Linked DNA regions of Homo sapiens: regions 2 and 3 are each linked to region 1. A link is a loop called in an ENCODE intact Hi-C map of the cell type or tissue named here. Cell type or tissue: chondrocyte. All regions are shown on one strand. Each heading gives the region's core, and the rest is flanking DNA. Links, peaks and the distances in the headings are about the cores only. Region 1 has its middle 7.4 kb from the start of EN1. Region 2 has its middle 190 kb from the start of THORLNC. Region 3 has its middle 300 kb from the start of LINC01956.

What was found. A loop is a pair of places that touch in the nucleus more often than their neighbours do. Peaks named below come from ENCODE experiments on the same cell type or tissue, not always from the same donor. Only the 100,000 strongest peaks of a DNase experiment are listed, where the experiment ranks them.
Region 2: it touches region 1 in a loop (7-fold over the local background); 39 of 110 quality-filtered maps call a loop at or near these places.
Region 3: a loop joins it to region 1, with 4 times the contacts of the local background. A loop is called at or near these places in 24 of 110 quality-filtered maps.

The regions. Positions count from the first base shown.
Region 1 is chr2:118,849,919-118,860,154 of GRCh38, reverse strand. No RefSeq gene overlaps it. Among named protein-coding and RNA genes, the nearest start is that of EN1, 7.4 kb to the right of the region's middle. RefSeq lists enhancers at 445-1,204, 1,205-1,966, 1,967-2,728, 6,225-6,760, 9,368-9,920. In chondrocyte, for the core only: CTCF peaks have their summits at 4,103 and 4,320; no DNase peak of the experiment used is centred there.
Region 2 is chr2:118,367,859-118,378,094 of GRCh38, reverse strand. No RefSeq gene overlaps it. Among named protein-coding and RNA genes, the nearest start is that of THORLNC, 190 kb to the right of the region's middle. RefSeq lists an enhancer at 8,063-8,833. In chondrocyte, for the core only: a CTCF peak has its summit at 6,395 (motif pointing left); no DNase peak of the experiment used is centred there.
Region 3 is chr2:118,533,524-118,543,759 of GRCh38, reverse strand. No RefSeq gene overlaps it. Among named protein-coding and RNA genes, the nearest start is that of LINC01956, 300 kb to the left of the region's middle. In chondrocyte, for the core only: CTCF peaks have their summits at 4,057 and 4,256 (motif pointing left); no DNase peak of the experiment used is centred there.

The DNA.
Region 1 (10,236 bases), core at 2,098-7,097:
TTCACATTTATTCAGAACTAAGGGCACCCTCAGTCTCTTTCCAAACCTTTCCATTAAAGCTACCTATAAAATCTCAGGGTTGTAATTCCGAAACCTAAGGCATTTTCTGATAGGAAGGTTTTATCTAGCATTTGGCAAATCCTAATTGGGTCTGTTAAAATAAAGGAGTATCCCTTCAGAGCAGAGAAGGGAAACAAACTACAGTAAAATAGAGGAGAGGGGCAGGTCAGCAGACTCTGCTCCTTGCTGGCAACAGGGGCTTGAGAGCTGGGCTGTGAAGAGGTGGCTTATCCCCTATCCTGAGAGCCCTGGCAGAGCATGAGAAGCTGCCAGTCCTACCTAAGATGTTCTCGCTGCAAGGCCTACTTATTCTGCTCTTTAGGTTAAAGAAGAAACCCCAGGGAAGAAGAAGGGGAGGGGTCGCGAGGCAGCTAGGGTCCCGGAAGACTACGGGAGTAAGGAAAAGGAAGGAAACTGAAGTCTCAGGTGCTGCGCTGCAGGACCCACAGCCCGGGACAACCCGCTTCTCTCTGCACACCTGCACCCCCCTTACAGCCAGGTTCTGGCACCTCCTCTCTCTTCTCCAGGGAATTCCCTTCACCGGGGTGCGTTGGACCAACGGAAACCCCTCCAGTGCAGCACCAGCTGCAGGTTCGGGAATCAGAGGAGTTCCCTGCCGCCCTGCAGGTGAACTGGGGTCAAGGTGGAACCATGGGACTGGGGACTAGTGGAACTATGCCTCCTGGCGATGCTGGCCCTCAGTCACCTCCTTCTCTCTAGCAGGCTTCCCGGCCTTTCCTCCCTACCCCACCCCCACCCTCTTCCTTGCGAGCCAGGGGCCCAGTTCCAGGGCTTAGGGCAGGGTGCTCCATGCGAGGTGGTGACAGGAAGGCCAACAGGCTGCCGGAGTCCGGGAGTGGAGCGACCCGGAGAGGCGACTGCCTCAGCGCGGTTAGAAAACGCTGGGTCATCCTGGTTTTGTCACGGGCCTCGACTGCTCCCGGATCACCACCACTTGCACCCTGACAGTTGAGGTGCGGCTCCGGGGAAGGCTGGGCCTTGTCCTCAAGGTGGGACCCGAGCTCCCTCACGTACCAGTCGGAGTCATTGCCTGGTGACCATAGGCAAGTCTGAAAAAGTCTTGCCCTTGGTGGGTCACCCCGCCGCCGCGGAGACCGGCCATGAGCTTGGAGGCCCGGGACCCTGAGATGTCCACCCCAGGAGCTCAGGGCTGGGGGCCTGCCCAGGTCAGCATTTCTGGCCCCCTACCTCCGCCTCCGGGGGCAGCCAACCAGCATGCCGGAGTCGGATGCTCGACCCTTTCCGGGGTCACTGAGCTGGGAAGCCAGAAGAAAGCAAGCCGACAACAATACCAACAAGGGGAGATGCGGCCTCCGGCGCGGCTCTCTGGCCAGCTCCTCTGGGTGATGCAAACGAAGATCCCTGTTGGGAGCAGGGGTCGGAGCCAGAGGCCCCACCTAAAGAGGCGCTCGCTCTGCGCGGACCCTCGGAGAGGGCGCAGGCAGAGTATTCCCCTGACCCACCCTGGCGGGGAACGCGGCCCCACTGGAGCGCCTGGGAGCGCTGAGACCTCGCGTGTGTTGCAGGGGGAAGGGCAGGGAAGGTTATAACTCCTGTCCCCACCTGGAGCCCGCAGGGCGACTTGGAGCGTCTCCTGAGGGAACTGGCCCCCATCTGGCTTCCTACGAGCTGGGGAAATATTCGGTGCTTCGTTTCCCGCTTGGTATGGGCATGCGCTTGGGGCGGGTTTAGCCTCTCCGACCTCAGTTTCCTCCTTTGTAAAAGGGAGAGTATGCTGGTTCATACCTTGATAGGCTCCCGGCATGCCCATTAGGAATGCCCAAGCCAGCCCACCAGGTGAAGCCTTCAGAGCCAGGCAGCCCAGGGCTAGCACCTGATAGATCCTGAGCTGGCTACCATCGTTCCGTCGTCTTTTGAAGGTGGAGACCCCTAAAGAGAACCGCTTCCGCTCTCTGCCTCCTCCCCCGACCCTGCACTCTCTATCTCTCTCTCTGTATCTCTCACATCTCTGTCTCTCATTCTATCCCCTTGGTAAATTGGAAACATCTTAGTGAAAGGTGAAAACAAAGTTTAACGTAAATCCGCCTGTTGTTCAATTGAGTGCAACCACAGAAGCTGGTCTGCGCCGCGCGAGTCGGAGCCAGCGTTCTGCGCCCCAGAAGCTTCCCGTGTCGCGGCCAGTTCTCCGCCGCGCACTCGCCTCTGGCGTCTTTATCTTGCGTGCTCAAATCTGGGTTCCGTGGCGGGTCTGGGAGAGTCGAGTCCAGCGGCGGGATGGACGGAGAGTCTTGGCTGCCGCTCAGTCCGGCCGGGCATCTGTGTCCACGCGGCCACCCGGCTCAGCCCACAGCTCCCGCCCTGGGCTCTCCGCGGGCCCCGACGCACCGGCAGTGCTGGAGCAAGGCCTGGAGCTCCGCCGTCCTGGCTTAGTCAGATGGCAGCTGACCCCAGGGCCAGGACCCCGGCGGCCCTCACAAAGTCCAGAATTCCACGGGGTGGGTCTGAGGAGTTGGAAGCTGTCGGTGTCACAAGTGGGGAGTAGACAACCGGTGCCACCATGCCCCAGCCGGCCGCAAGTGGGACCTCGCTGCCCTAGCGGGAGCGGGCGCAAACTCTCGACCACACGGAGGGCCCGGGTGTCAGGGCGAGGCCCCAGCGGAACCCTCAGGTCTCGCTTGGTGTTCAGGAGGCTGCTCACGCGACAATGATGGGACCTCCAGTCCCTCGATTTTCCCGTCTCTTAATAGGAATTAAGAGACGGGACGCTCGCCCAGAATCCCGTGTGTGCGCGGCTTCTCAAGACCCTGAAATTCACCGCCTCCAGGCAGCACGCGGCCCCAGAACGATTCCGGGACTCCAAGAAGGACAGAGCAGAAACGTCCCATCTATCCCGAAAGCAGAGGGTCTCCAGTTCGATGTGGCAGGCTCGCTGCGGCCCCAAGGGCAGTTTCGCTTCTCAGGGAATGCTATGCGAGACCTCCACCCAGGTGCCTAGAAGGCAGCCGCTCTGGCCTTGCGCCGCCAGCCTGAAGCTAAGGACCAGGACAGCCGGCTATGTCTGGCGAGGACCGTTCCGGGGCTTCCCGAGGGGTGCGCCAAGCTTGGGGGCTGCCGTCCCCACGCTTGGAGCCCAGAGCTTGCTGGACTGTAGCCTCCCTTGAGCCGCACGAACTCGGAACTCCAAGCAGAGGTTATAAGCGATCTCCGGATCAAAGTACTGTCCCCTTTCCCTGGCTTTCGAGTTTTATTCATTTCATGGAAAGGTCAAGCGTGGCTTGAGGTCTGAGCTACCCTGCACTGGTCTCGACGCCTGCCGTCGATGCTCGTCGGACACTGCCTGGCAGGGAGATTTGGGTTAGGAGCCACGTCTCCACCCCCACCCCAGGGCTCAGGTGCGTCGTTGGCTCAGTCTTCGCTCTCCCTCTAGCCTCGGCCCTTCTTACGGGTCCTCTCTCTAACACTGACCGCTGCCCGGGTGCTGTCTTCTCATCTAAGCCTCCCGCATGTCTCTAAGCCCCTCCTTGTGTCCTCGCTGGACCCACGACATGGGTGCTCTCCAGCAGTGTCCACACTGCAAAGTGAATGAAGTTTTACTGGTTTCATTTTTTAAAAAGGTTTAAGTTAATGGGCACTTATCGGGATAATTTGGACCATCCTAACCCCATCCAAATGAAAACCTAGACAATTGAGAAAACAATAATGGCAGCAGTTATACATTAAATATATATGAGATTAGGATATAAATGGCACATAAAAGTCCAGGATTTATTCAAGGCTAGAAATAGAAGGCAAGGCACAGGTGTCTACAGACGCTGCTCAGATTCAGTATCAGTTTCAAGGTCAGAGTTGGGAGAGGACCAATCTCATCCAACGCCCTCAGTTTACGAATAAGAACACTGAGGCCCAGAGAGCAGCGGGGTTCCGCCCAGGGTCACACAGCGCGGGGGAGGTAGAGGGAGTAGGAACGTAGCCCCGACTACCAACGCGGCGCCCGTCCCTGTGTGGCTCGGGTATTTTCTGCTTTCGGAATCGCAGGGCAAACCCGCACCCCCCACCCCCCGGAGGGGCTTTTCCTCCAGCTTTAGCTGTCTTGAGGTGGGGAGATCCCGAGAAGGATCCCTTTGTGGGAATTCCGTTGTCTCTCCCGCCTCAGGGGTCAATTGCCAGGAAAGAGGCCGGACGTCCCCACCGCAAGCGCAGGGCTTCAGGCACACATCTCCCCGCAGCCCCGAATACCCCGAGGGCGCCACACAGACGCAGTTCTCACTGGCGCCGACAGGTGGCGCGTTCCCCACAGGGAAGCCGGCCTTCAGCCGCCCGCGAGCTCATCAGACTCGGCTCCCTGCGCCACCGCCGGCTTCGGGTCGCTCTATGGAAAGAAAGGGGACTGGAAGCGGTGCGGCGGGGGAGCTCGGGCTTGGTGCCGAATGGTCTAAAATAAAACCCGAGAAACCCAGATTCCAGCCCTTCGGCTTAGAGCGGCCTCACGGTTCCACTGTTTAAGGGGCCGCTGCGCGCCGGGTGCAGAGGACAAGGCTCCGCCGGCTCCGCGGAGAGCACACGGGACCCACTGGGGTCACCCCTAGGGGGCGCGATGTCCCCCCCGCAAACCCTCCCACGCACCGGCTCTTCCATGCGCGTCCCTGCAGCCTCCTCGGCTGCCAGCCCCAGCCCCCATCCTTCCGCCTATTTTTTTTTTCTTTTATAAATGGGGGTGGGATGGAGAATAAGGGAAAAAGTGAGCTTTTTCAATTGCGGCGATAATTGTCCGCGAGATGGGTTTCTTAATCTGCTCATCCATTATTGACTGCTCCTCTAATATTTGGCTTTGCCGCTTTGATCGCCAGAAGATCACATACTTGACTCCTTTGCATAACAATTTTGGGGCGGGAGTCATCGGCGCGGGAGGGGAGGGACGTGCCTGGAATGGCTTTGTGGCCGGTATTCCACCCCTACCCCATCCCTACCCCCAGTCCCCCCGCAGGAAGTGAGCCCAGCCTTCCCTTTACCGAGCCCCCTACCCCTAACTACCATTCACGCTTGGACAGTTGTAGCGGGGGCGAAGAGGATGCTGCTAACCCCCTGGTGGGTGGAGGAGAGGTGGGAATCTTAGGAGCCCTAAGTGGGATCCGACAAGGGGAGGGGTTGTGCTTCCCTCTCGCCCTCAGCCCCACTACATTCCCAGCCCCAAGAGATCACCTTCCCTCCTTCCTCCCACCTCCGACACCCACCGGGAAGGGGGTGAACCCTTCCTGGGGGTGAATGGAGTGGAGTTGGAAGCCTGGGGTAGGAGACCGTCATCCCCCGCGCTCTCATCTGGGACTCAGGCTGCAGAACAAAACTGGGACGCCCGCGGCTTCCCAGCGGGATTTGGCGAGCTCTGAGACCAGTGGCGGCCTCTGTGGGATCCCTACCTAGTCCCTTACTCTCTTCGGGTCTCAGTTGCCTCATTTGTGGAGCGGGCTTTTGGTCTCTGCGCTCCCTAAGGTCCCTTTGATCTTGACCTTGGCACGTGTGGCCCACCCTCCCCTCAATCAGGGCTCAGAGCTGCTGAGGTGGGTCTTGGTGGGAAACAAAAAACCAGTTGCTATTTTAATCCGGGTTTAAACAACTGTCTCCTCTTCCCTGGCATAGTTCAATGGCGGGGGTGGAGGGGGTGGTTTGGAGGGAGAGATAGGGTAAAAGGTGAGGTTTGGGGTCAGAGCCTAGGGTCGTTCCAACTTCACATATTTCACTTCCAAAACCTCGGTCACTCCCCAGCTCTCACACAAATTCACTCACTGACACGCACACATGGAGACTATTCACGTGGACACGCACACACACTTTCACACCGACACAGCAAAGCGCAACCACACGAGAATTAGAGAGACAAAACGAACGCAATTTTTGCGTGCACACTCGGGCACACACTTGGACTCACTCACGCACCCACCCAGAGCCTCTGAGTCACGAACAAACACGCACGCGCGGGGCTACACACTCGTTCCCCTCCCAGCTTTCTGCTGGAGCAGGGGAACAGGGAAGATGGCCCGAGAAGGCCTTGGCATTGCAGTGACCCCCTCCCGCCCCCCGCATCCGATTCAATACGAGGAAGGAGGTGGGCGGGGTGGGGGAGACAGACGGGTTCTCGCCCCTCTCCCCCGCTCCCAGGCTCTTGAGACTTTCCGTTCCCTTACCGCCCCACCTTCTGTACTAAACTTTTTCCTTCCACATCTTCCCGCCTGGGCCCTGCAGCGCCGACCTCTGCTGGAACCCGGAGCTTTTCTTGCACCTCCCCGGGAAGAGGGTCCCAAAGATGCACGCCCCTTGGGCAACAGGGAGGCGCGGCCTGGATCGGGCTCCGGGGCCGGCAGAGGCAGAAAACCTAGGCGCCGAGAGCCAGGTGCGCGAACTTTTGTCTCCTTTTCCAGGGTCAGTGGGAAAAGAGCCCCGGGACAACCACCCGCACCCCTACAGGAGTCAAAGGGAAGAGAAGGAAGACAGTTAATTCTGGGACAAGCAAAAAGAACGGTTTTGGAGTCACGGGGGCGTTCCTGCACAAAGGACTTGGATGTTGTGTTTTTTCTTCTTTTCTGGCGTTTTCCGTTCCCAGCTTTGAAGTCGGGTTCAGACCTCCTGGAGACCACGGACTGAGCGGAGGGGTGGGGGTAGCAGAACCCAGAAGCCGCGCTGGCCCCTCCTCAATCGCTCCCACACTCTCACAAGCCCAAGGCCAGTCTGTGTGGACACCGAACGCGCCAAGCCGGATCCAGGCGAGAGCGGCCACTCGGACAGGTGGGGACCAGGGGTGGGAGAGGGTCCCCTAGGCCTGAGAACACCGACCTCGGGGAATTTTTTGGGGAGTGGGAGGGAGCCATACAGGGAGAAAAGCAAAATAAAAAAATAGAAGAAAATTCAGGCGTAGACATTGAATTAACTCCGGATTTTTTCTTTTTTTCGGCGAAAGAGAAAGGGGTTAAACCCAAATTCGGGTCTGGGTTCTGGGGTTTGGGTAGGATTCAGTGTAAGCATAAAAAGCGGGATGTCAGATTAAAGTGAAGAAAAATAAATAGGGAATTGTATGTAGTCCTCTTGCTTCCCGGAGCAGCGAAGTCTAAAATTCTCAGCTCCAGAGGCCTGTCTGGCTGTGTGATACAGTCCCAGCGAGGTTTGAAATTCCGAGGGGGGCCAGTGAAGGCTCCTCTTCCCGTAATCCGAGCCAAGGGGCCCTGCGTCGGGCTCCCGGACATCCCCGCGCAGCCCGAAGGCCGCCTGCAAACCCGCGAGCGGCGACAGTTCGGGTGTTTGCACCCTGGCGCCCTCTGCGCCCGGCGCGGGCCTGTGGACAGCCGGCGGGGCTCAGAGAGGAAACCAGGGCCCCAGGAGCGCTTTCTGAATCCTGGCCACCGGGTGCAATGTACAGAAATCATTGATATCTTTCCACCGTTTCCCGCGGGGAGTCAAGAGGAGAAAGGTCTCAGTTTGTCTGAGCTTGAGAGAGAGAGAGGAGAGAGAGAGGCACTATTTCTAGAACAAAACGGTCCATGCTGTGAACTGCCTTAGATAAGAGGGAGAAAACTCTGGGGGAAGACCGGATGATGGGGACATAAATCCAAATACTGAAATCCACGAAGGTGACAACCTCCAACAGTGGGCTTTTTCTCGGGCTTTCTAGATACCTAGACATTTTTAGTCTTATTTCATATATACAGAAAAAAAGAAATCCTCCCTGTCCCTCACCCCCTTCAAGGAATGCTCTGAGTCCTCTACAAACAAAGCTACTGCCCCAATTTCAGGAGTCAACGGAGCATTTTATTTTGTCAGCAGAGCGTTTTATTTTCAATGGTTTGCCCCCCATGCACCCCCCGGCCACCGGTTTTTTTCCTTTGCTGCCTCCCCTAGTCCCACTCCACTTTGGACAGAATTGCTTAGGATCCCTAACCAATACCCAAACGAATCCCCAGCACCCACCCACCCCCACATTATTATGGGCTCCAGATGAAGACCGAAACCGCGAGCACTAATTGAATTAGTCTATTGAAAAAGACTGTCAGGTACAATGACGTGACTCGAGGCCCCACATTTCCCAAGGTCCATAGGCTTTGGGGACCTGCGATGTATAGTCTGACCTTGTAGCTCATAATAACGCGGCACTTGTAGCAGAAATCTCCTCGCATTCACTCCCAACAAAACCGCTGGTCATCCAGTCCCCGTAGGAAGGCTGCACGCTATTGTGTTGCGACAACTCATTCATGTCCCGCACCACGAGGCCCCACCGCCATCTGATCTACACTCGAAATGCGATTACCACCCTGTGCATGCAACATGCTCCTACTCCCAGCCCATGGCGCACACCCCTCGCCAGGCTGCAAGAATTTCTTTCGTAATTCTCCTTCTGGTCCTCATCCTCGAAAGAGAGGTGGAAACAAGCAGGACCCTGGCATTTGTCTTTGCTTACACAAAATCCAAAATTCTATGGACACACAGGCTGGTCTTCTTTTCTGAACAGCATACACCAAAACCCTCAGCAAATACATTTCTTCATGCCTGACTAGTGGGGCTGACTTGGGTGTACACATTAACATTCACATACATACAGGGGCCTCCTGCCACACACAACTACACACACACACACACACACACACACACACACACACAATACTTTTATAGACTAATTTTCTCTCTGGGTGGCTCTCACATACCAAGCAAATAAACACAAATATACACTCTGTTCCCCACAGCCACGGGCCACTCTTCAAGACCGCTGAGCGTTTTTCCCAAAATTAGAAAAGGAGAGAAAGAAAGGTAAAATTTCTCAGCCTTCACTCTGATAAACACATGCCAGTCTTCCGACTATATGATCCCCAAACTCCCCTAGCTAGCAGCTCCTCAAACAAGTATGCATCATTCTCCTCTGTTTGGCCAGGTGCCTTTTGCTCACTGGGAGCCCCTGCCTATCCTCAGAAAATGCAGGAAGTCCAAGGACTGGAGAAGGGAAGGACGGTTGGGGTCTCTCTCTGTCCTATTTACCCAACTCCCGATCACTGAAGGCCTCGTTGGGACCTCCTTCCTTCAAGTGAAAAAATGTAGCACCCCTCCCCCAACTTTGGCATTTGAGACAAAATAGAATCTTTATCTTTCTTGTCGTTCTCCACTTTTATCTGGGCTATCCCCAAGAAAAGGGTACTTGGGGACAATCAACTTATTGCAGAGACGCAGCCCAGTCCATGGCCTTCTGTGCGCCTCTAGCTCAGGTGACTGCATAGCTCAGAACTACAAGGCCATAGAAATACGCACTGGGTACCCCCACACTTCCCTACCTTCGGCCCAAGAGCAGATGGCATTTGGAGAAAGGGGCTCTATTCCATTTGAGTCAGGCTTCCCCACCTGCTACCTGCAGGCCCACCTCTCTGCCACCCCGGCCTGGGCATCTATCAAGTTGAAAGTAATTCCTTAGCTCCCAAAGGCAGAAACGAGTACCCCCAAAAGGACCGCCACACAAATATACCCACTCGTGCATATACAATCCTTTACACACACCCTAACCCTTTACTCACATACTTGTACACACAACTCACCCTGCCCGTAGTTCCTCACTCACACGCCCAATCCTGGGCTCACTCAGAGTCCTGTGAAACCCTCACCCATCCCTCTCGGCCAACATTTGTTCACTCAGCCCTCACACACTTCACTCGCATGCTTGACAAGACGCCAATGCGCTCACACAGAGTTCCCAATGGCATGTTCATTTGCAGGAGGGAGAAGAGGGCGTAGGGTCTGGGTGGAGGTCATGGAGCGCAGAGCGGCGCGGGGTACCGAGCGTCCGGCCCAGGCCGGGCCTCGGGGAGGTGGGGGGACGAGCCAGCGCGCAGAGTGCCGCCTAATCCAGCTCGAGCTCGTGGGCCGCGGGTGCATTTATCATCCCATTACTGTAACAAATCCGGGCTCCACTACATGAAAGGTAAAATGAATTACCGACGTTAAGCCGTCAATAAAGTCATTTCTGTAAATGGTGTCTCCAAAGGGCCGCCGTATTATTCAGCTGGCTTTATCAGCTGGCTGGAAATTACGTGGAGGAGCCGGGCCGCGCGGCGCGCGGGGCCGCTCACTTTGATTAAGCGTCTTGCCAGCGCGATGTGACAGAGCTTTTGACCAGGGTTTTATTCACAGGCCTGTGATGAACGCCAAGCTGATCAGGCGGAATGAAGAGTA
Region 2 (10,236 bases), core at 3,516-8,515, 480 kb after region 1:
TGAGTTAGAATTTAGTCCTCAATTTTACTGAAGAAGAAATTGAGGCAGAACAAGAATAAGTGACTTGCTTATAAATAGCAGACTTCGATTTTGAATCCAGAACTCATTGACATCAAAGCCCTGAGTCTGACTGCCTCTCTAGGCTGCTTTGCAAATCTCAGTCCTTTTCAGGCATAATGCAACATTATAAAATTACCTCAAGAGCCGTGGGTCTGGACCTAGCCAAAATAAGTTCTCTTCAAACAAGCGACTGCAGAAATATGTTGATCTTTGGAACTCACAGTTGGCAGCTGGTGTGAATTCTTCTCAGGGAAGAAGAAACTAGCAAGTTTAAGGCAACAGGGCTTTGGGCAGGTTGGAGTGGGGCAGTAGTCTGCATAAGCAGATTTCAACTTTAGGTAATGATTCTGGTAACAATGTTAAGGGTATATTAGACAGGAAAGAAACTAGAATCAGAGAAACCAATAAAGAGGAAGCTGCTGCAATAGTCCAGAAATAATACCTGTTGTGATTAAGACAGAGGAAGAGGGGTTCAGGAGAAGAAGGAAGATTCTGGAACTTGGTGAAGGTAGGAGCAGCAAGCCGAAGACAGAATTTCTCCCAAGAAACTCTAACCTAATTGTAGAGGTAAGTGGGGAAATAGTTCATTGCAGCAAAGGGTAACTTGGACTGTAGCGAGGTCGACAAAAGTGCAGCAAAGCACAAAGGAGGGTCCCCTTAGTTGTTCTAGGACCAGGGGAGAGCAAGTCACGAAAGGTGTTCTATCCGAGGTGATGACTGAGCAAAGGATTGAAAGAGAATGCAAGGAACTGGCCGTGTAAGAGGACGTGAGAGACCATGGCTCCGGCAGCATGTGTCCTGCCCGGAGCTCTGAGAGGCTGCAATGAGGGATTGAGGCAAAGGGGAGGTGAGGATGGGAGGCCAGGTAGGGCCTGGGTCGCAGGGTGCTCATCTGGGAGCTTGCTCGATAAAAGGCCACAGGAAGAAACCGAATCTTCTGTAATATGTTAAAGAGGTGGAAATGTAAGGCCCAGAAAGGTTGAACAGCTCGTCCAGGATCTCTGCTCTCGACCTTGGCTTCAGTATGTGGTCCACAGGTCTGCAGTGCAAGCCTGGGCTGGTTAGAAATGCAGAATCTCAGGTTGGCCTCAGACCCACGGATCAGGAACTGGTTTGAACAGGGTCTCCCGGTGGTGATGTGTAGGTGCACTAAGTTTGAGAATCGCTGCTCTACAGTATGCACAGTTTCCAGGATGCTAGCCCCTGTCTGCAGCCAAATATCTGCGCGGTAGATGGTGCTTCTTGCAAGTCAAAGAGGCGCAAAGGTGCTGGTAGGGAATGCTGGGTCTCGTTAGGCGTGGCTGTGGGGACGCCCTCCACTGCAGGCTCCACCCGCATCAGCCAAACCATAATCAGCGCCCAGGCAGGTGGAGCAGGAGCCCCCAGATTGTCCTACTTGTGGTACAATGCGCGTATGATTAATCACTGTTTCCAGAGGCGCCTCATCAATCAACACTTCCGAGGGCCCAGGACAAAGGGGTCGTGGTAGATGAGCGCTGGGTGCTGAGAAGGACCAATCTCCGGTCTCTGATAAGATGGGCTCGTGGAGTTGGGATGGAGGAGGTCGGGACTAAGGAGCATTAGGCATTCACCCCGGCTGCTCTGATTGGTAATTAAGTGACTCGTCTACTGGCCGACAGTCCTGCATGTTCCCCCAGGCATCTGTTAGTTCTTCGAAAACCACTACTGACAAAATGAGGTTTGCCCTTGGTACACAGATAATGAGACTGAGCTTGACAGGTATGGCGCGATTAGAAAATTTCTACATGAAGCTCATTCTGCTAGCCACTCCACAGTAAACAGACTCATTAGAACTTGCGGGTCCCTGGAGGCAAAGCATGTTTGACATTATTAATTGGCTTTTCTGTATAAGGAGTCAAATAGATGAAAAGGTTTATCAAGCTGAAATAATTAATTTTGCCTGAATTCGCTGACAGTTCATTTCTCCTGTAAAAGACCATTTTAAGGTCTTTTTTTTCCCGAATTTCAAAGTTCAAAAGACATAATAGTGGCAAAAGTGAAGCTTTTTAGTAAATGATAATTAAAGGGAATTTAATTAACTTAGACCTGGGGAAGGGGAAAAAAAGGAATTGCTATCTGTGTCTATACAGAGGTCTAGATGGTTGAACATATCATGACTTAATAATGCATTAATTTTAATCTAATCAAAGTATAATAAAATAGGTAATTATATGTTTAAAAATTACCAGGCTCCAATAGTGGGGTTTTTAAACACTTAATACTTACCCAGCTTCTCGTTAGCAAAGTTATAATTGTTGTTCTCAGATCCTGCTTATTTAAAGATGGGGGCTTACAGGCAAGAGGTTAATTGAATAGATCATTGTAAGAACCCATGTTGAAACTATGATGAACTACAAAGTTTGCATTCCCTGGCTGCAAAAGATTTTTCTTTTCTTTTTCTTTATGTCTTTCTGTCTCTAAAAATAGCAAATTATTTCCAGCATTCCTTTATCATGCTCCTGAATGCTCCCACGCCCACTCTTTGTCACACAAAGCCAAAATCCAGTTCACATGAGATTCTGCAAAGTTCTTCCTCATTTTCCAAAATTTGCCACTTTCATCTCCAGCAAGGAGTTTTGTAGTTCCACTGTGAGCCTTCCCAATCTAAAACAATTGGCAATAGATAAACAGGGTTTCTCTCCTCACTGAGATCAGGCTTGGTGAAAAGAACCATGAAAAGTCATAAAACAATGGGATTTCGATTTGCATATAGGCCAATGATTCTGGTCATTTCATTAATAAAAGACTGAGACTTCTTAGAAATGTTCTAAAAGACATAGCTGTTTGGTAGCAAAGAATTATCTTGCCACATAGGAAACATAATAATTTTGTAGTTCAAAGATGATGCAATATTTCCCAAGTTTCTTTGACACTGATAATATACAATCTGGTGGGGCAGGAAAAGGAAGGGGTAGAGGAATCACGGAGAGTGGTTCTTCTATACCTGGTAGTATGTCTTGAACCAGCTCCTCAAGGCCTTTACCCACATCACAGGCTTCGCTCAGGCAGTGTGAACACCACCCTGCAATGACTGGCCTCCTGAAAACCTAATAATGATGATGGCTCTTTTCAGTTTTTCATAGATATTTTTGTAATCCAGAAATGTCTCTTGACTACACTCAAGTAAACAGCAGGGGCAGTTTATTGTTATTCCCCATCCTCAGTTGGAGGCAGGGCTTGGTTCCTTGAGACTTGTTTTTTTCATTCCTTGAAGTAGGATCTTAAAAAAGTGAAATGATTCAAATAAAAATCCACACAGAGGCTGAGCGTGGTGGCTTATGCCTGTAATCCCAGCATTTTGGAAGGCTGAGGCAGGAGAATCACTTGAGCTCAAGAGTTCAAGACTAGCCAGGGCAATATAGCGAGACTCCTTGTCTACAAAAAATTTTAAAAATTAGCCTAGCATGGGGATGCATGCTTGTGGTCCCAACTACTTGGAAGGCTGAGGCAGGAGGATCATTTGAGCCCTGCAGATCAAGGTGGCAGTGAGCTACGATGGTACCACTGCACTCCAGCCTAGGAGGCAGAGTGAGACCCCATCTCAAAAAAAATTAAAATTAAAAAAAAATCAACACATAAAAATTCACACCCTCATTGCATTATTTTGAAAAAAAAGAAAAAAAAGTTACTTCTGCCTTTTGCCAAAACATCCTCAGGTCCACACTTCTGAGTAAAGAAGGAGAGGCAGGGTGTATACAGTGACCACTCAGTGCACAGCATCTCAATTCCCAGCACAACTAAATGAAGTTATCCCATGTTAAAGATGAAAAAACTGAGGTTCAGAGGTGGGGAGAAAGTCATGTAAGGCCACTCACTTCAGCAGCAAAGCTGGACTGCCTAAATTTAAAGCCCATGTAATTTCCATTAGAAAAGAATAACCCCAAAAAGTAACACATATCGAATTCCCAAACCATAAATACTTGTAACATTTACCAGAGAGTTAACATTTGGGGTAAGAAATGTCATAACCCAAAAAGCAAATATCTACTTCCTTGCACCAAGGAATACTTGAAAAGATATATATTTTTTCAATCCTGGGAAACTTGAGACCTTCCGGTCCAGCACTCACAAACTTATTGTTCATCATATTTCCCACTCCTGCTTCCTCATATTAGCTCCTTAATTAACTATATTTAATGTCCAGGGGCCATTATGATTAAATAAAGGGTAAGATGTGACTGGGGCTAGAAGGGGGAGGAGGTTACTTGTGCCAAGGTTCAGGGCTGGAGCTGTCATCCCTCACCAGCATGTTTTCTTCTGAAGTCAATATGTTGTTCCATTTCAAACATGCTTAAAGAAAACACAAATTGATTTCTTTGCAATTCTGAACTACTTATCAAATGGTAATGATCACTGTGTGGTAAATCTCAGACTGAAAATATGCCACGCAATGCTTAGTCATTCCGTTGATGGAACTAATAATTCTCCCCTATTCTCTCATTCTACTCTCTCTCTCTCTGTCTCTTTTTATGTCTTTCTATAATTCTGCCTGATAAGACTTAGCAACCCAGAAAGGCTTAGTGTTAGTGTGGTCAGTTCTGAAGACTCCAAAGAAAGCGCACATCTACCCGGCACCTCCCTTTCATTCATTAACCCACCAGGGGCCAAGACTAATTAGATCAGCCTGCTCATTTTGAGCTGATAATTGATTTAAATAGATTGCTCATTTAAAAGAGAAGAAAACCCTGCTAAACATTTGGTGCTTGATTTTTTTTTCTTCTTTCCCCGCAACTTTCAATTGCTTGTGCAATGTAGCATAAAATGTAGAGGTCTCCCTTTTCTTTTCTCTCTCTTTTTTAAAGGGGCCATAAAATTAATTACAATAAGTAGGCAATGGGCAGGGGCAGGGGGTTAACTGATGGCTCTAATGAGCAGCCCAGCTTTGGGAAAGCTGAGCCACTCATGCTGTTTGTTGGCTGCAAGGGGGCTGTGACTTCCAAGAGGAGCACAGCCTGAAACCCTGAAACAGTCCATCGTACTGATTCTGTTTTCATAGCAACCAAAGTAGCTTTGCTAAGCTTCAAACAAAAGGAGCTTTCCTTTGCAAAGGTGGGGACATTTTGGAATTGTCTCCTTCCCATTAAACAAGACAAGAGGCCATTCCTTGGTACTCCCCCCACCCCATAGTCCCTGTTTTTTATACAATTTGGGAGTGAGAAAGTTAGGGAAAGACTTGGTCCCATTCCGTATTCTGAAGACCTTTCTCTTCTCAAAGGGTCTTTCATGGTCCGTCCTGCACCATATTGATTTATTTCAAGTGTGGATCAAAAAAGTTTAGACTAGGCTCCTCTTTGGAAACTACATCGTCCTGCTAGTTTATACTGTTCGCCTGACTGTATCCCTTTGACACAATGAAAAGAGCTTTTGTCTGCAGCCTGGAGGGCAAGAAGTGGAAGCAACACTTGTAATTTGCTCTGGAAAATGTTCTTGCAGTGTTTCCTGTTGCTGAGAGAAGAGATTGCAGAACGTGGTAAAGGAAGCTGAGGAATGTTGCAAAATCTTTAAAGGTAAATACAATTATTGGAAATAGAAAGTTACCCACCAAAACTGCATATGCTATGTTTTAGAAGTTCATAGCTTCCAACCCTACAAAATAGCATGATTCCCATGGAAAGAACATGGGCTTTGGAGTTAGACAAACCTGGACACCCTGATTCAGTCACTTACTACTTCTGTGTAAGTCATTTGCTCTCTCTATAACTCCATTTCTTTGCCTGTATGATGGAGACACTAACGTCTATTTTGGAGGCCTAAGGGAAACATAGGGGTTAGAGAAAATATCATAGCCTAGCACTGGCTCTAATAAGTGCTCAAGAAATAGCACCTATAACGCAAAATTTGGTTCCCTAATAGCCAGGAGAGGTCATTCATCCTTGTTTTGTCATCTGTTTGAGGCTGGGCAGTTAGGGAGAAGGTAACAGTGTATTGCATTCAGGGCCAGCTTCAACCTAACATGTGCAGTAGCACAGAGCCCCACATTCAGACAGAAAGGCCCCGCTGTTACTGTCTTGAAATACTTAATTTTTGAACAGCGGGTGCTGAGAGGGGCTCTACATTTCCACATTTTGATTTTGCACTGGCCCTGCATATTCCGTAGCCCCTCCTGATTATATATGCGATTCTGCAAATGCCTGGGCCATTCCTGGCATCTTGAAGAGCCACTTATGTGGGGTCATGTCTGAGTTAGTGGCACAATGCTTTCACACTTATAAATCACATTCTTTCTGCCTCTTCAACAAATTAGAACCAGAGGTAGCCTCTCAGTTCCTGTGGGCCCAGGGCCTGACTGCCATGAAAAGCTATTCAAGAGCACATGCTAGTGGCCAAAGGTCAGAATCGCACCTCTGCAGTTCCATCCGCTGGCCCCCTGAGAAAATCCATGCCTTTTGAGTAGGTGATGGAGCCCCTACCCAAGAGAGGACAAACAAGCACGAAGCATCCCACTGTTAATTCAGCGTTCATGTGGCAGATTGTTCGCACCATTAATGACATATGAATTTAGTCTCAGGTAATTTTTTTTCAAAGCAACCAGTTGTGAAATATATTGAGAAAACACTGCCAATTTCCAATCCTAATGACAGACACACTGTAGGTAAACAAGATGAATATTTATGGGATACCTGATTGCCTAAATGAGTTCCCTAAAGTATGAATAATTGAATGTGCATATGCTAATTAATTGGGAAAAGCCAGTAGGTAACTCCTTTTTATTTACATTAGCCTCATTTTATTTCATTTCTTATAACTATTACTGTTCCCAGTTATTTCCTATGCTTCAGTAAAATTGAGTGTCATTGAGAGAATTTTTAACAGACATCATGATTCTTCATTTCAATGGATGCATAAGCCAAGGTATAATATGTAGTGATGGCTTCTCAGGCAGAGTTACTTGGTTTTGCCTAACAATAAAAGTGATTGTTCATTCATGCCTACTGATCACCAATCTTTTTACATATATTTGCTCTAATAATCCTCACACCAACTTTTTGAGGTTTGATATTGTAGAAATTATGTCCATTTTACAGAAGACAAAACTGAGACTCACAACAGTTACGTGAGCTACTCATGCTCATGTGGCTATAAGGATTAGGGCCCAGATTCAAATTTAGCCCACCTAAAAGTCATCTTTCCAGAAAGGGAATGCAATCTTTTACCTGGACTAAAATGTTTTAAAACACTTTCCTTTGCTAATCATGTCCCAAACATTGGCCACTAGAATTTCAACAAGGTGTCTAATAATTCTCACACAGACAGCCAAGTCAAAATCTAGTCAGAACAACCATTTATACTTTTTTTAGTCTATCTTTTAAATAAGTTTTATATGTCAGATCAGTTTTAAGTTTACAGAAAAATTACACAGAAAGTAGAGTTTTCATATTCTCCCTCTTCCTCCACAATTTCCCTATTATTAACATCTTGCATTAGTGTGATACATTGTTTTCTAATTGATGAGCCAATATTGATACATTATTATTAATTAAAATTCATAGTTTACATTAGAGTTCACTCTTTGCATTATGTACTTCCCTGGGTTTTGACAAATGTATATGTATCCGTCATTATATCATACAGAAGGGTTTCACTGCTTAGAAAATGCGCTGTGCTAAACCTTTTTATCATTCCATCCACCTGCCTTTACTATCCAAAACCCTGACAACCACTGATCTTTTTTACTGCCTTTTCCAGAATGTCATATAGTTAGAATCATACAGTATACAGCCTTTTTATACATTTAAGTTTCCTCCATTTTTTTTCTGTGGTTCATGTCTTTTTATTGCTGAATAATATTCCATTATAGGGATGTACCACAGTTTGTTTATCCATTCACCGATTGAAGGGCACCTTGGCTGCTTCCAAGCTTTGCCAGTTATGAATAAAGCTACTATAAATAATCATGTTCTGATTTTTTGTGTGAATGTAAGTTTTCACTTTGTTTGTCTAAATACTAAGAAATATGATTGCTAGACTAAATGGTAAGAGTATGTTTAGCTTTGTGAGAAACTGCCAGATCTATCTTCCAAAGTGGCTGTATCTATTTTGCATTCCCATCAGCAATGAATGAGAGCTCCTTGCTCTACCTTGTCACCAGCATTTGGTGGTGCTGGTATTTTAGATTTTCACCATTCTAATAGCTCTACAGTGGTATCTCATTGTTGTTTTAATTGACTATTTTTCATGTACAACTGAGAGTGAGCAGTGGTTGTCAGGCCTCTGAGCCCAAGCTAAGCCATCGCATCCCTGGTGACTTGCACGTATACACCTAGGTGGCCTGAAGTAACCGAAGAATCACAAAAGAAGTGAAAACGCCCTGCCCCGCCTTAACTGATGACATTCCACCACAGAAGAAGTGAAAATGGCCAGTCGTTGCCTTAACTGATGACACTGTCTTGTGAAAGTCCTTTTCCTGGCTCATCCTGGCTCAAAAGCTCCCCTACTGAACACCTTGTGACCCCCACTCCTGCCCGCCAGAGAACAATCCCCCTTTGACTGTAATTTTCCTTTACCTACCCAAATCTTATAAAACGGCCCCACCCCTATCTCCCTTCACTTACTCTCTTTTTGGACTCAGCCCACCTGCACCCAGGTGATTAAAAAGCTTTATTGTTCACACAAAGCCTGTTTAGTAGTCTCTTCACACGGACATGCAAGAAAGTGGTCTCCACAGTGAGACAGGTAAATCTCACAGTGTGGACAAGGTAATCCATTGAAATACACAAAGAAAAACTAGCAACCACTACTTTTATTTATTCATTACATTACAATTTTAATTTTATTCTTTATGTATATTCTTTTGTTTTGGATGTTTTCTGGGTTTTACCACATATTTTAATGTTAAAAGTTAAATTATTTTTTACTTGCAAGTAGTGTGAATAATTTTCCCCACATGGGAACACTGATTATAAAAAATGACATCCCACATGGGCTAAGTGTCTTTTTTAATTGAAAAGCTAACAAACTGTCCAGTTACATTTATCCCAAAAAACCCACAAACTGGGTAGTAACTGAGTCTCTAGGCAGTATATTTAAAGCTAAGAGGATTAAAAATGAAATTAAAGAAAAAGAAAACAAGTCCCCAGATGTGATGAAGGGAGCCCTGCTACATGCGGACTAATCAATACAGTGGTACTCCTTGACTGCAGGAGGCTGGAAGACATCCTAGTAACTCCACTCAGAACATTTACTTCAAGAATCCTTTTTCCAGTTTCCAACTCATGAATAGAGATCATATTTTGTTAATTCTATTCCAGAACACTTTTTTGCAAGTTGTTTTATTTACAATGACAACTTTTAAAGGACCTTTAACTTTATTAACTGGACAATAAGCTGGACAGACATTGTTTTACAAAAACAATATACTTAATGTGGGAATTCTTATTCTTAGTGTATATTCTTAATGTACATATTATTATAGAAAATGGGTATATTTTATAAATAAAAATATTTTGTTGAGATTCATGCACCCTGCCATTTTTTTGATTAACACAAGTGTTCCATCGAAAGAAGACCCACTACCATAGAGAACCCTGTGTCTGTCAAGACACCAAAAACAGAGACCTATTTCCTCCAAAAAGTAAAGCTTGATTTCCATTCAATACTGAGTTTAAAGTTTTAAAATGTCTGAATTATGTTTAAGCTGACATTTAACTCCACTATTTTGAACTGAACGAATCTACTAGTGTGACGAAGTGGCTATTCCTGGGAGTAGCAGTTACCTGAATTCTTCTACACACATATGGTGTGTTTAGAACACTGTCACAGGAGTCTTAGCTTTTCAAAGCACTTTCACTTGCGCCATTTAACTTCACACAATGACACAATGACTAGTGCTGTTTTAGATTCAATTTCAAAACCAGTTTCCGACGATGGCAGTCAGGGCCAGTGTCTATCTGACACCCCTATAAAGTTGTCGATTTATATCTTCGATTTACAGATAAGAAAACTGAAGCTTAGAAACTTCCAATAATTTACCCAATGGTCTTTCAGTTAATAATTGGCAGAGCCATGATTCACACAGGTTCAGATGCCAGAGCCTGAGTCTTGCCTCTTAGAGTATCCTGCGTAAGTACCCTTGTGCTTTACGAGGAGGCCTACATGGCTTAGAGAAAAAAACTGGCCAGGTTAGCAAAAGGAAAACCAAACTGTGGGGAGCAGCAT
Region 3 (10,236 bases), core at 1,992-6,991, 320 kb after region 1:
ATTTCCAAATTTTTATGCTCTCTTCCCTTATAAAACTGAATGCCTTTAACAGCATCCAAGTCACCACTTGAATGCTTTGCTGCTTAGAAATTTCTTCCACCAGATACCCTAAATCATCTCTCTCAAGTTCAAAGTTCCACAAATCTCTAGGGCAGGGGCAAAATGCCACCACTCTCTTTGCTAAAACATAGCAAGAATCACCTTTACTCCAGTTCCCAAAAAGTTCCTCATCTCCATCTGAGACCACCTCAGCCTGGATTTCAGTGTTCATATCACTATAAACATTTTTGTCAAAGCCATTCAACATGTTTTTAGGAAGTTCCAAACTCTCCCACATTTTCCTGTCTTCTTCTAAGCCCTCCAAACTATTCCAACCTCTGCCTGTAACCCAGTTCCAAAGTTGCTTCCACATTTTCAGATATCTTTTCAGCAGTGCCCCACTATACTGGTACCAATGTACTGTATTAGCCCATTTTCACACTGCTAATAAAGAGACTGGGCAATTTACAAAAGAAAGAAGTTTAATTGGACTTACAGTTCCATGTGGCTGGGGAAGCCTCCTAATTAAGGCAGAAGGCAAGAAGGAGCAAGTTACATCTTACATGGATGGCAGCAGGCAAAGAGACAGAGAACTTGTGCGAGGGAACTCCTCTTTTTAAAACCATCAGATCTCATGAGACTCATTCACTATCATAAGAACAACATGGGAAAGGCTTGCCCCCATGATTCAATTACCTCCCACCAGGTCCCTCCTACAACACATGGTAATTCAAGATGAGATTTGGGTGGGGACACACCCAAACCATAACAACAAAACACCTATTTGAAGGTATTGGGAGCTATCAAGGCAGCAAGGATTGAAGGAACCAAAGGGCAGGGGTGCAAGGGATGCTTCTGTCCTTAGTCAGAGGGTCTAAGTACAGAGTCACCGTGCCCCAGATATCTCTGGCCTTTCTGCTGGAACTTTCTGCCACAGTTGAGAGTGAGAAGTACAAAGGGTCATGCACTTCAAAGGTGCCAGCTTTAAGCAGGGTGATCTGGGTGTGCTGAGAAAGGCCACAAAAGCCAAGGATGTCCTTGATAAACTCTACCATCTCCCATATGGTGGGCATGAAGTTCACTGAGGAATCCTCTCCCATCTCCTTCACACTTTACCCACTGCATCCATGTAGGTTCATGTCCATGGGATTCTTAGGGAATGGAATGAAAATTCACTGCCCCTCTCCCATCTAAATCATTTGTCTCCTCCAGCATGGTGGTTTGGAGGCTGAGAAATGGCAAAAAGCATTGGTTGAGATACTGACAGCTGAAGAGAGCTTCCAATCTTATAAGGCAGAGAGGCATAGCCAGAAATTAGAGTCTAGGTCATAAAGCAAGAGGGGTCATGGCAAACACCCCAGGCTTCAGTTGGAACCCCTTAGTGTTCTACTCTAGATGTGGTGGTGAGATAAGTTAGTCCTTATAAAAATGGAAGCACAGCTTTCAAATTTGTTCAATCCTGGTTGTAATAGGGTAAAGAGCCCCTACCATAACTGCCTGCCAGACATAGAAGTATACCCTCTTTGGAGGAAGATATCATCATTTTGGACTCAAATTAGTTCTATCATTTTCACATACAATATCCAATATTCAATAAAAATTTGTCAGGCCTTCCAGAAGACAAGGGGCTACATGGCCAAAACCAAGAGAAAATAGACAATAGAAAGAGATTTGTAAATGGAACAGATATTTGAGTTAGGCAAAAATGTTAAAGTAAATGTGATTAGTGTGCAACAAAAATTCAATGACAAGATGGGAAATTTTTGCAGATAACTGAAAGATGTAAAGAAGTATTAAAGGGAAATTCTAAAACTGAAAAATAAAGTAACTAAAATTAAGAACACCATACAAAGTATTAATAGCAGACTAGACATATTGTAAGAGAAGTTGTGAACCAGAACACAGGTCAAGATAAAATATTCAGACTGATACTAATGAGGAGAAAACTGCAGAAAATATAGAAAACGGCATAAGAGAAACATGAGAGCAGTTTGAAAATGTCTAACATATATATTTAATTAGTGTCCCAGAAATAACAAAAATAGGGAATGGCACAGAAACGATATCTGAAGGAATAATAACCAAACTGGAAGCAGCATACTGAGGATAGCTGGAAAAGACAAGAGCCTCCCACCGTCTTGATGAGCTAACAGTGCCATCATAACACTCCTGTTCTGCATATCTCCAGATTTCTTTTTCATGATAGAGAAATAATCCCTACCTTGATTTAGTTACCATTTTTCAGGCCCTTCTTACTTATAAACCAAATCTTACCTAAAACACTTTTCTTTGTTTATAGAGATTTATCAGTATTAAAGCTAGTGCAACTGTGGTATCCCTTCCTGTGTTACATATTGCTTAAATGTGAAGGGTTTTCATAAGGAAAATGTGCTGTTGCTGAATATAAGACAAGAGCTGTTTATAGATAGGAGCTAAAGGAAAGCATATTTCTCTCCAGTGTAAGTTCTATATTCTTTAGTCCAGCACATGTTTTTGACCAGCTACTTTGTATCAGGCACTGTCCTAGACACTGATAATATAAAGTCAAATAAGAGAACTTAAAGTCTGACGCAGTCACTGCAAGAAAGGCCCAAGGCATGGCTCCAGGGAAAAGAAATGTGACCATGAACATCAGCAACTGCTGAATTTTTGAGATGGATTTTTGTCCCATTCATGGACAAAGACCATGAAGGTTTTCCTCTTGAATATTTCTATTTTTTTCTCCTTACAGATAGTGCTGGTCCTAGATGGAGGCTTCCAGTCTGCAGTGCAGGAATGCTGCAAAGAGGCCACCTCCAGACATGTTGAGCAAGGCCTAGAAGTCAGGATACTGATCTCTCTTCAGACCTCCAGCACTGGCTAGCTGTGTGACCTTGGGCAAGTCATTTAACCTCTCTGGACCTCAATAATTTCATTCTGAGGGGCAAAAAGGTCTAGATGCATTTCCAGGGTCTCTTCCTGCTCTGAAACATAAGCCTTTTGAAAAATGTATGCTGAGCATAAATCACTAACCCAATCTTCCCCTGAAATACCATCTTATTATGTACTACGCAAGATTAAAAGAGACTAAATTAAAGGTCACAAGTTAAATGTCTAGGGGAACCTGATGGGTCAAGTCAGGTTCAAGTGGGTAAAATGGTCTGGGAAATGGCAAGGACTGGGTGAACCGGATAATACAGATGTCTCCTAGGGTGTGTAGCGTGCACTCAGATCCCTGATGGATGCCATTGGGAAGGCAGGTCCAGTGTTGCAGATCTTTTGATTTGTCCAAAGAAGATGGAACTCCAGATATTTAGGTGAAATGTCCAAATGCATAGAACATGCAGGAAAAGAAATACAGATATCTATAGGCTGGATTTGACCTAAGGGTGACCATTTTGCTACCCCCACTTGTACAGTAGATTGAGTGGTGGCTCCCCCCAAAATATGTCCTTGTCTTAACTCTTGGAACTTGGGAATGTTACCTTATTTGAAAGATGAATCTTTGCAGATATAAAGTTAAGGATCTTGAGATGACATCACCCTGGATTACCCAGGTGGGTGCTAAATCTGATGACCAGTGTCTTTGTAAGAGATAATAGAGAAAAGGCCATTGAAGACAGAGGCAGAAATTGGAGTGATGTGGCCAAGGAAGACAAAAAATGCCAGCAGCCAGGAGAAGCTGGAAAAGCCAAGGAAAGATTCTCCCTTAGAGCCTTTTGCAGGAGCACAGCCCTGCCAACACCTTGATTTTGGACTTTTGGCCTTCAGAACTGTCAGTGAACAAGTTTCCGTTGTTGTAAGTTACCCAGGTTGTGGCAATTTGATACACCAGGCCTAGGCAACTAATACTCTCTGTCTAAATGCATAGTCAAGGTAAGCAAAAGTGTGACAGGAGCACAAGGGAGAGCCTCCAACCCCCTGGACAGAAATTGGAGGCGGAAGAGTCAGGGAAGGCTTAATGAGAATGAGTGGAGAAGGAAGGGTAAGTTCATTCTAACCAGAGATAATAATGTGAGCTGTTTAACAATGAGAGTTGTCTTATGAGTTAGTAAGCTTCCTGTCAAAGAAAATCTTTAAGTGTGCTAAGCTGCTTGTTGAGCGTTTTTTTTTTTTTTTTTTGACAATTCATTCGCACGATAAGCGTTACTAGACAATATTTGAGATGCCTTCTGAATTTTAAGATTCTAATGGCCTTTGTCTTTTCCCGTCTTATTATATCTCCCCCTGCTGGCTGGGCTGACTGCCATGAGGCAGGCTTGTAAGTTGCCAATGAGTCAAGGACACCAGGCTGAGTTTCAAGGGGCCCGATCCCTGCTGCTTCCAGTCCGTCTAACCCATGGTGCAGACTGCTGCACCTGCCAGAAAATAAATGACCATAGACCTTCAGCCAGGGAGCTTGACTGCATGTCTTGATCAGTAAAACAAAGTCACCTCCACATACACCTGGTCTTTCTTAAAAAGGAATGGGATGTGTTAAAACCATAAATAAAATTGGACTAAGGTAGCTCCCATTTATTTAGAATTCAAATAACCTGAAATCTCAGGAAACAGAAATGATTGTGTTTCAATCTGAAAAAGATGAATTGTAAATTAAGAGGCGGACGTTGACATAATACATTCTAGGAGCTGTTTTGGGCTAAAGTACTTGTTCAAATTGATAGAACTAATTAGAGGAGGTGACAAGGGACAGGGCAAAAACCCTTGTGGAGCTGTGCTTTTTACCCCTTCTTTCACTGTTCATTTCTCAGTGTGGAGCACGGGTACTCTGGGACAACGCAGAGGTGTGCTAGGGGAAATGTAAGGCCATAGAATAAACATGCTACCGGCTGGGCACAGTGGCTCACGCCTGTAATCCCAGCACTTTGGGAGGCTGAGGCGGGCAGATCACAAGGTCAGGAGTTCGAGAACAGCCTGGCCAATATGGTGAAACCCCGTCTCTACTAAAAATACAAAAATGAGCTGGGTGTGGTGGCAGGCACCTGTAGTCCCAGCTACTCAAGAGGGTGAGGCAGGAGTATTGCGTGAACCCAGGAGGCGGAGGTTGCAGCAAGCCGAGATCACGCCATTGCACTCCAGCCTGGACGACAGAGTGAGACCCCATCTCAAAACGAACAAGCAAACATGCTACCTCTTCCTAGATAAATGGTTCCCAAACTTTTGGTCTTGGACCTCTTTATACTCTTAAAAATTATTAAGAATCCCAAAGAGCTTTCGCTATGTGAGTTATAGCTATCAAAATGTACCCTATTAGAAATTAAAACTGAAAATTTTGAAACACAGGAATACATGAGCACGCATTTCATTAACCATCAGAGCAATGACATCAACATATGCCATACAGCCTCTGGAAAACCCCAGCGCACATTCATGAAAGAATGAGAATGAGTTGATTAATATTATCATGAAAATGGTTTTGATCTGAATGGATCTTAGGAACTCCCAGAATTTCCTGCACCATACATTGAGAACCACTATCCGAGACTCAATTTTCCTCAAATATTTAGAGAAAAGCACATTTAAAAATATATTTCAAAAGTGAAGGAAAAAATAGATTATGTAGTAAATGATGTAATAACAGCTGTTTTTCCATTAGGGAAACTAGATTCTGACTTCACTCTATTTTTAAAAATCCACAGGGATTATAGATACAAAATACAAACATAAAATATAAAACTATGAAAATATTGTATGACTACAACGCTCACTGTTTTCTATAGTTTTGGGATCCGGGAAGGCCTTTATAAGCAAGACACAATCCTCAGAAATTATAAAAGGAAAAGAAGTGATGATTTGCCAGATAAAAGGGAAAGCTTCTGAGTAGCAGATATCACTAAATATTTGCAACATATTTAATACGCAAAGGTCAATTTCTCTAATATGTAATGATCTCCTATAATAAAAACCAAATAATTCAGTAGAAGTGGCAAACAATATAACCAATAAATTTATAAAATATGTATAGACAATGAGTATATGAAAATGAACATATCCTAAATAATATTTAAATGCAATTAAAAGAATGATGATACATTTTGTACCTACCAAATTGTCAAAAAATGTAATTTTAATTGACAACACAGAATACTGGTGAGTGTGTGGGGAAATGTGCACTCTCATATTTTACTGGTGAGAGTATAAATTAGGACACTGTTTGCATAACAATTGAGTACATCTATTACAGTTAAAATATGCTTAAGAGCCAGCATATTTCATATAAGAATCTCCTAAACAGAAATTACTATAAAAATAATAAGGTTAAGTATATACGGATGTTTACTACAGCATTGTTTAAAATAACAAAAGAACACTGACACAAAATTGGACACATTATAAATGTCCATTAATAGAAGAATAGAGAAATTCACTGTGGTGTATTCATTCAATGGAAAGCAAGATAGCCATGAACAAAAATAAAGTAGATCCCCATATATTGATAAAGAAAAAAGCAATTTGCAGAGTGATATGCATAGCATCATCTTATTTTTTAAAGAAAGATAAACATGTATATCAATGCACGCATAGGGAACCATTGAGAAAGATATACAGCAACTGTTATAGGTCATTATCTTCAAGGAATGGAATGAGGACTGAAGAGGAATTTTATTTCTTAATGCAAATAACTTAAAAAGGTGTCGGGTTATAAGATATTATTCTTTATTGCATGCTTTCTTAGTATAAGGCAAAATAGGAGTTAATTTTTAATAATAAAATTTAGCATCCCAAAAATAATTGCTTTGAGCACCACCCCAGGACTTATTCTCTCCTGCCATCAGTAAAACCTGGTAGAGAAGACTGAGATATCATGAGCCTGGCACCAGGCTTCTTCACTAATGACCAAATAGCAGGTCGGGTCCTGAATTCAACTAAGTTGCTAAGGATGCATGTGCCTCTGGGCTAATGATCAGTGTGGTGCAATTAGAGTAGGACGTTTTTCTGGTTTAGCCCTCTGATGGCATCAACCTGAGTGCTTGCTGAAGCCATCATGGCTCCGAGACAGTTCTACATTCTCTGAATGCATTCACACCATCTGCCTGTTCATTTCTTCATCCATTCACTCATCATTGGTTCAGCCCCCATGAGGAACCACGCATGGTGCTAAGTGCAGATGATGCAGAGGTGGAAACGGTGAAGCCCCTTCCCTCAAAAGGGTCTTGGGGGCAGAGAGTAGAGTCAGTGCATGTGTGCACTGACATTTCAGAGCAGAACAGAAGCAGATCCAGCATCCAGGAGGGGCCCTGAATGAGGTGGACAGTGTCAGCCAGGGCAAACTGACTTCCCCTAGTTGTGCTGTGACAGCTTCCAGGGCCTCTGGTACTTGGTAACAGAGCAGGGCAGGCTGGTGAAGAAGCCCCTGTATGGCAGCACATGGGAGAGGTGAGTGTGATGCCACGTGCTCCCACTTCACATTTCCCGATGCCTCTCATATTTATCTCCTTCAGTCCTTTCCAGAAACCACTTCTTTTCCTCATTCTCTTCCTCCCTCTTTCTCTCTGCACCTTTGTTTTTAGGATTTGAGAGCGGAGAAAGCCTGGGAATTTCGATAATGCATCTCCCTCCATACACAGAAGTGGAGATGGAGGCAGAATGTGACCATGACCAGTTCAAGCCCTCCCAGCTCATCCTGGGCATGGGTTGGGGGCAGGAGCCTGAACTGTGGCTGGAATAAGAGGGATGGGCCATGTTCTGTGCCTCCTCTAGAAGCAGAATGGATCAGGGCCAGGCCCAGCAGGCAGCAAAGTGGGGGTCGGTTGTTTTAGAAGGCGGTTCTAAGGATTTGAGACTGAAACTAAGTAACTGGAAATGAAGGTTTCATTTCCTTTTCTTTAAAGAAAAGTGAATATCCTCTGCAATTTTGTGTTGTCAGAGAGCTCCCTAAACCCAAGGGTGATCATAGCATTGCCACCATCTGTGTCCTTTCATCTCAAGGTCAATGGCTGCCACTGCTCCCAGGGGACAACCAGAGGTGCTCCTCCACCTGGCGCCCATGGAGCACAAACAGGGGCTGGACCAGCACTGCTGGAAACATGCTTGTGTCCTTCGGCAAGGCAGGAAGCACCAATTAGCTCTGTAGTCCAGGTAAGTCACGCCCTCCACTGGAATTAGATGATATCAAACACTCCCTTTTCCCTCTCACCGGGGCTACCCACTGCAGGATGGAATGTGTAGGTGAAGGAAAGAGGTAAAGATAGAAATCTCAGGCCACAGAGCTCCCACACCCTCCTCCTGCCCTACTGAACCGGGGCTCCAAATCTCCAAGTGAAGTCTGATACCAGTGGCAGACATGACTGAGCCCACCCTACCTATGTCCCATGGGCTCTGAGCTGAGGGCTTTGCACAAAATTTTACAAGGGCACATCCACTCACAGCCTATCTTTTGTGGTCCTCCCTCAAATGCCTTTGTGCCCTGGGCAAATGGGGCCAGCCATCACCTCTGCAGCTGTCAGTCATGGAGAGTGGGCTCAGGGTGCCATGGGTCCCTGCGTCTCAGTGCACCTTTCTTCCAGCCTTTGAGTGCTGCCAGTCCCTGAACCTCCACGCAGTGTGTCCTAAGAAAGAAGGATACATTATGGGGGACTCACAAGATAATTTTGGTCAACACCACATGTGATTTTAGGTGTTACACGAACAAGCTAAAAGCCATTGAATCCTATAGAGAAGCAAGAGTGGCTCCCTTTTGAATGTTCTTTCTGTCCTTCTGATAAGCTCAAGGAGAAAGTCTCTGTTTGTGCTGGTCTTGAACACCTGTCTAATGCAGGCTCAAGTTTCTTCTTAACAAAGAGATAGTGAGCTCTAGGTTCAGAGCCTTCAACAGGAAGCAATTCAATATCAACGTTTGGTTTTTATTGTATGTACTTGTACAGCTTCCATCTCTTTATGGTAAATCTGATTGGTTTTTAACTGTTGTAATAATACAAATTAAAACTTTGATTTTAAATAAATCAATGTGGTGGAAAAGGAAGTTGATTTAAGTAAAGATTATTCCAGGTGGGACTTGGGAAATCACAACACAGGGAGGTTAGGAACTAGCCAAAGGCAATAACCCCTGCCAACAGGTGTTGGCCCCAAATGACCCTCTGGATACTCACATTATCTTAATCCACATTTCCTGTCTCCAACTTTCCAGTTTGCAACCTCCATCTCCTAGTCATCAATATTTGTGCTGGGCCTCCTGCCCAATTTGGGTGACCTCTGATTTACCAGTCCCATCTCCCTTCTTCAATTGCTCGATGCAAAGGGCCTCCCTCATTCCAGATCCCAGAATCAGCTTTGGAGTAAGGTGGGAAGAAACTCCATGTCAACAGTTTCTGCTCCATAGACACTTCCCCCATCTAGACCCCAGTCCTTTCGCCAAGGCAGGGAGGTGAGACTACCACTCAGAAAAGAAGTTACTTCTGATGGACAGACTCATCTAACCAACAGAGCCAGAATTCTTCACTTAGAGGCCACAGAGGGTCAGTTATCTCTTTGGCCTCTAAATGAAGAATCTCAGCTCTGTTGGTTAGATGAGTCTGTACCTCCTTTTTCGAATGCATCAAAAATATTATGTACATAAGTTTTGAAGATTCTTGGATGAATGGGACAAAAATCCAGCTCAAAAATTCAGATGTTGCTGATGCTCATGGTTAGATTTATTTTTCCTGGAGCCATGCCTTGGGCCTTTTTTGCAGTAAGCTTTGGTTCTGGTATTCTTCCCTCCCTCTCCTAGTACCCAGTCCTGGTCTTTGTCTCTGCTATGTCTGTGTGTTTGGAGTAGAGCACAGGTTAAAAACAGCCTATCCCACCAGGAAGTACACTGAGATAAACAAAGGGGCTCAATTCGTAGTAGGTGAATGAATGAATGAATGAATGTATTCCCTCCAAGGTTTCTATCATAATTGTTGCTTTATGCTTTTTCAGATGATTGGAAAGTTCTAGCAGCTATCTGGGGTAACAGGGAAGGCTGACCAGAGCCAGTGAGATCTCTTGGTTTTAATTTCAGTTTGATCAAATAATTCCACAAGGAAACAGTGCAAATTTAAAGGTTTGTGCTTAAGGCCCCCAAAGAAATCATTTCTTTATTACATTGCTAGTTAATATTTTCTTTCCATGTGCAGATTGCCTATATAAGCAAAATTATCATTTGCACTGCTTTTCAAGAAAGAAAAAATTTTAATATAAGATACCCAAACTCATAACCATATTCAAATTGAAGTAAACTAAAGAGGATATTCAGAT